Linked DNA regions of Mus musculus: region 2 is linked to region 1. A link is a loop called in an ENCODE intact Hi-C map of the cell type or tissue named here. Cell type or tissue: heart. All regions are shown on one strand. Links, peaks and the distances in the headings refer to the core of each region. The heading gives the core; the rest is flanking DNA. Region 1 overlaps Fbln2 (fibulin 2). Region 2 holds the start of Fbln2 (fibulin 2).

The links. Hi-C counts contacts between places; a loop is a spot of excess contacts. Peaks named below come from ENCODE experiments on the same cell type or tissue, not always from the same donor. Only the 100,000 strongest peaks of a DNase experiment are listed, where the experiment ranks them.
Region 2: a loop joins it to region 1, with 1.8 times the contacts of the local background. A loop is called at or near these places in 4 of 42 quality-filtered maps.

Annotation. Positions count from the first base shown.
Region 1 is chr6:91,258,462-91,261,364 of GRCm38, reverse strand. It overlaps Fbln2 (fibulin 2), which reads right to left. Exons shown (of 18, transcript NM_007992.2): 9 at 1,595-1,735. Among named protein-coding and RNA genes, the nearest start is that of Fbln2, 47 kb to the right of the region's middle. In heart, for the core only: no CTCF peak of the experiment used is centred there; DNase peaks (open chromatin) are centred at 674 and 1,294; H3K27me3 peaks cover 337 bases.
Region 2 is chr6:91,211,423-91,214,325 of GRCm38, reverse strand. It overlaps Fbln2 (fibulin 2), which reads right to left and starts at 1,562. Exons shown (of 18, transcript NM_007992.2): 1 at 1,426-1,562. In heart, for the core only: no CTCF peak of the experiment used is centred there; DNase peaks (open chromatin) are centred at 374, 795 and 1,565; H3K4me3 peaks cover 1,710 bases; H3K27ac peaks cover 1,748 bases; H3K27me3 peaks cover 947 bases.

The DNA of each region.
Region 1 (2,903 bases), core at 180-2,679:
TCAGATGCAGATGCCTCTTTTGTGGAGTGGGGAAACTAGGGCTCAGAGAGGTTATGGACTTCAGTGAAGCCACACTCATCCCAGCATGGTCCTGCTCCTCCCCTATCTGAGTTCCTGCACCTGAGCAGAGCAACTGCAGAACCCCCGAGCCCCCAAGTGATGTTGGCTTGAAGTGGGAGGAGAGTGACTGATAGCTTGTGCAGAATAAAGAGGGAAGCAATGCAGAGCTGGTTCATAAATCTTGCTGAATGGAATGTATCTTGGCTTTCTCATCCGTGGGCTCATCTTTCAGCCGCTAAGAACCCTGCAGCAGAGGTCATAGCTGCCAAGCCAGGGAGTGGCAAATGGGGGGACATCCTGAGAGGGGACCCACATGCCTCCCAGCGCACACACACACACACACAAACCCAGTCCACCCAGGAGGAACTGCCATCACTGGCAAGCACATCAGGAGGGCCATGTTGTACCGTGGGTGCAGCGAGGCAAACATGTCAGCCAGCACTGCTGCCCAGCGGTGCAGGGGAGGAAGAGGACATGTCCAGGCTGGACATGGTCCCCAAGCACAGGCAAGACAGACAGGACTCTGGCCGCAAGCCCTGAGCACTGTGTGCCCTGGTCCCACCTCCACACCTCTGTCCCAACTGTCTTCAAAACTGTCCTGTTTTGTGGCTTTTCCCATCGCCAATTCCCACCCATCCTTGGGAATAGGTGGAGCTATTCCTCTTTCCTCTGGGTGCCAGTTGGCAAGAGTGAAGTCTCCCTTTGCCTGTTTCCCCATCATTGCATCAGCCAGTCTGCCTGACTTCTCCTCTACTCAGTGTTATCTCTGAGATGCAGGAAGCCAGGGCTTACATTTTTTCCTCAGTGAGAATACCAGGTAACTCAGACACAAGACAGTATGGAGTCCTTCCTTGTCCACAGAACTCCAGAATCCCAGCCCCGGCCTATTCAGGCATAGATAGACAAGAGGCCCAGCCACGTGCAGGTTTACACAGGGCTCACATCTTCCTTGTCCATTGAAGGAAGGCTCAGAGGGGAAAGTAACATTTGTTCAGGGTCACACAGCAAATGGATGTTGAACTGGGCCAGCTGGACCAGGACAATCTACTTGCCTCTCGGGAGATCCCAGATAAATCTACAAGCAAGCTAAGTGGCCGAGGTAACAGGATGTGTGACCCAGACTATGTGCACACGGCACATGCACCCGAATCCTCGTCGCTGTCAGTAGCTTCCAATAACTGAGAAAAGACAAGAGCCAGAGCCACTGGGGTCCTGCCTCCCACCCAGGCCTCCCTGCTTCCACACTGCTACATGGCCCTGCTGTCCACATCTGGCCTTCCTGTCTCTGGCCCATCCCTGAGACATCCCATTAGCTTTCTGAGTCACGGGCATATCTGGGAACACAGCCATGGAGAACAAGCGGGACAAGACACCAGGACACGAGGGTATGACACAGAGCTCGGCAGGCTGCTGTGTGGGAGCTCACATGCAAAGGGTAGTAGGCCCTTTAGCATGTGGCACTATGTGGTGGGTTGGCGTGGAGCAGAGCAGACAGCCGTGACGTGGGCGGCGGCAGGCAGGGGCTCTAGCTTACCCACACACTTCCTATGTGCGTTGAGGATATAGCCCTCTGCACACAGCACTGTGTGGTTGACACAGTAGAAGGATCCCAGGGTGTTCACACAGAACTGTTTCCAGCTACAATCGTGAGTGCCCATCAAACACTCGTCTTGGTCTAATGACAGCCACGGAAGGAAAAACAGAAGGCTGTTAGAGAGGCGTGTCTGCCAGGGGCATCCGGGGAGAGAGAGATAAAGAACCTGTGTGCGCCTGTCAGGGGGCAGCTGAACCTTAGACCCAAGTTGAGTTTGTAAAACTCAAAGATGTTAGAGCTGCCCCTACTGCCCAGTAAGGGCAGATGGAGAGAGACTCAGAGAGGATAAGCAGCCAGCCCAGAGTAAACCCCAGGCAGCAAACTTTCCCCAACCCATGCTTGGTAATAATGCCCAAGTCTACAGCAACCAAAGAGATAACAACAGTAGGGTCTGAAATTTCAAGGGCTCTGGGGTTCCAGGCCAGTATCATTCACAGAAGGGGATGGGGAGGAGGGCTCCAGAGGCTGCCAGGCTAAGGCTATACAGAAGGGCCTCCATGAAAAGAAGCTTTATGAAGTTTCTCCAGAAACTCAAATCTGGAGATATTTTTAAAATCCTCAGGCTGTCCCAGCAGAGAATCCCTGTGATTATTCCTGAGAACAAAAGGAGACAGGCCTCCTCCTGTGTGGGAGCTGTACATGCCCTCACAGGTGTGTCTTTGCAGCCTCTGCCCTGTTCCCCTCCACTCTTCCTGCTGCAGTGCGCCAGTGTCTGGCAGAGGCAGTAGACTGGGCCTCGGGCAGCAGGTCCCTGAGAGGGGTCAGAGCTGAGAGCCCTGGGGAGAATCAGAGCTCAAAGAACACATTATCCCCTGGGTCTGTTGTCTCCATCATCAGAGAGAAAGGCCAATCAGTTGTCACCAGGCTCTGTGCTTTAGCACCTTCTCTGGACTCACTGGAGGGTGTCAGTTACATACAGAGCCTCTAGAGTATGTGGGATGTGAGCTTCAGAGAAGAACGTGGGCATCCTTTTGGACAAGCCTGATCATTCTATGCAGATATTCAGACCATGCCTTCTGAGCCTGAGCCCATACATATCCTAGACTTGGCTCTCTATCCTGCTTCTGCTAAGACAGGAGGGGTAAGATCCTAGGACCCTCAAACTAGTTCAAACAAAACTCACTGAGGAAGCCAACCAATAGGCGTCAGAACCACTGTTCCCGTTGTATACTGTGTACTGAGAGGTCCTATCTACATGACATTGGTGGCGGTGAGCTTCCTCTGCCAGTCACAATGACATGAAGAGTGA
Region 2 (2,903 bases), core at 136-2,635, 47 kb after region 1:
CATCCCTAAGGGAAGGCAGCCAGCAGCACTGGTTGAAGCACTCCACAAAAGCATATGAATCCTAACCACCAGAGCTTGCTTTTTTTTTTTTTTTTTTTTCAAGAAAAGACGGAAATCCGGACTTTTCTGTGAAAGCTGCCAGTTAGTAAATGCTGGCAGCTAATTAAATTTTTAAAAACAATAATAGCATACTGAGAGCCAAGCAAAACATGCAGAGCTAGTCACAGCCGGGGCTGGCGGGTCTGCACCTCCAGTCAGATGCTTTCTACATACTACATGAAGGGGTGGGCGGGAAGACAAGAGGTACCCACCCTTGGCAACATCTCCCATCCTGCCTTTCCTCTTGGGGGTCCTGCACACACACACACACACACACACATACTTGGCACCTCTGGAAGGTGAGGCGAGAGCTCCGATCATTCCATCACAAATATGTATTAGCTCCACTCAATGCCAAGCCCAGGGAGCCCTCTGCTGCCACCCACCCACGTCACCCAAGCTCTCCTGGAGAGGGTCAGGTTCAGCATCCTCTGAGCAACAAGGACCCACACACCACAAATTCCTTTTTGTCTCTCTGGCCAGTCATAGAACACCTGCTGGCTCAGACCAACTTCGGACTGGTCCAAGTGGCCATCACCGTGAAGCAGATGGGCACGATCTCAGGCTGGCTGAGGAAGAAAGGATGGACTCTTGCCTAGGAGAGGGGGGGCGGGGAAACAAGAGGTGGTGAGGAGCCAAGCCCACCCCTGAAGACTTAGCCCCTCCTGGGCCCCCTAGGCCACTCCAAGAGTGAGCCAAGACTAACACCAGCAGCCACCTCCTTCTCTCTAGGCTGAGGCTCCCACTCAGCAGGGGAACCGCAGATGCTAGGGACCATGACTCTGTCTGTGAACCTGAGTGTGGGGCCCTCTGTGTCCAACACAGGCCCGTGTGGGAGATGTGTGTGGAATAGCGGATGGAGATAAGCGAAGCATTGAACCAACCGGCACTGAACCAAACTTTCTATGGATGTCGAACGCACACGTGCCTAACACGGACACATATGCATGTCTGAAGGATGCCTAAAACATGCAAGTGTGTGTGAAAGCACTCACGTGCAGAGGGATGTGGGAGAAGTGAACGTGCACAGCCCCTGCACGAGAGATTCTGGGCTGGGTGTTGGGGTGGCCTGTGCCTCTGCAGAGCTTGCAGTAACTTCTGCTAGTGTGAGTGCATGTGTGGCAGTTTGTGACTGAGGGTGGGGTGGTACCAGACCGAGAGGCCCAATCTTTCCCGCCGGGGATGGGGGGCAGCTGGGGGAGTGACCCTGGGAGACCCTGAAGGACTAGTCTGGTGTCTGGAGAGCCAGAGAGACGAGCCAGCGATCAAGAGAACGTGACTGACCTAGAGGAAGCGCGGGGTGGAGATCGAAGGCTCTGTACTTACCCGGTGCTCTGTGTTGAGCTGCGCCGCCGTCAGTCTGTCCGCGCACCCGCCGTCGGTGAATCCAGAGTCCGGGTGGCGCGCGGCTCGGGGTTGGAGAAGAGCGGGACTAGCCAGGCCTTGAGACCCCGCCCCACAGGTCCCGCCTCAGGGCGGGGCCTCGATTTTGCTAAGACTTCGCCCAACCCAGTGCTCAACAAGCCCAAATAGGAGCCCAGGAGCCGGCGCTCTCCTGTCCGGGTCTCTGAGTCCCTCTTTCCACTCCCTCTCACCATGCTTTGGCTATATTGAGACTCAGATGTCTCAGTACTGCGCCACCCTTTAGCTTCTCCTCCTGGACCCAGCACCCTGTGATAGCCAGAGGTACCCAGGCTCAAAGCTGCCCAGGGACAGGTCTGCAGAAACTAGGCATGGGCATGCTCCCATCTTAGTTCTCCACTGTCTAGATCACCCTGCCCTTTTTCTTTTTTTCCTTTCTTTCTTTCTTTCTTTCTTTCTTTCTTTCTTTCTTTCTTTCTTTCTTTCTTTCTTTCTTTCTTTCTCCTCCTCCTCCTCCTCCTCCTCCTCCTCCTCCTCCTCCTCCTCCTCCTCCTTCTTCTTCTTCTTCTTCTTCTTCTTCTTCTTCTTCTTCTTCTCCTCCTCCTCCTCCTCCTCCTCCTCCTCCTCCTCCTCCTCCTCCTCCTCCTTCTTCTTCTTTTTTTATCCTGATTCAGTTGCCTGTACTATGGTGTGGCTTAGCCAATCCTCTTGACCTCTGTGGGTAGGGAGCTGTGGAGAACACTGTCATCCACAGCACAGTGCCCAAGAGGCAGTCAACACTCTGTAAGATATAAACTCAAAACATATCATTACTGGGCCCTTGGCTCCCTGCCCCCCAAATGACAGAGGTGTCTGGTCACCACTGTCCACTCTCAGCAGGCCCAGGGCCTGTGCATGGTAGAAAGTCAACAGTGAGCTTCACTGTCTGAGATCCAGGACTGCTAATCACCTCCCATACCTGCCAGAGATGGATGCCCCTATAGCCACTGCCCGTCATCCTAGGAGCAGCTGTGGCCCAAGAGTAAGACCCCATGGCCCAGAACAGGTGTGAGGCAGCCAAGAGCAAACAAAAAGACAGAGAAGGAAGCTATCTGCCCAGGGTTACATAGCTGCACCTAGAAAGAGCCAGGGAATTGTAGAGGAACCAGGATGGGTTGTGGAGAGCAGAGCTGAATGGAAAAGTCTGACCCAGCCTGCCTCTGTGGGCTCTTTCCACAAACGCCTCTCTCAGGGCCTTTGTGTATGCTGTTAACCTCTACCCGAACACCTCTCCCCCAGGAGCCTAGGGCTGGTGCATCCTTGTTTTGAGATAAAATATCCCCTTTCTGAGACCACATCAGAGCCCTTCTATCCTGCCACTTGGCTGCATTCTCTCCCTGGCTACCTTTTTGAGATTGGTTTATAAATGATCGTTTGTAGAATTACTTAGCAGCTAAGACTTC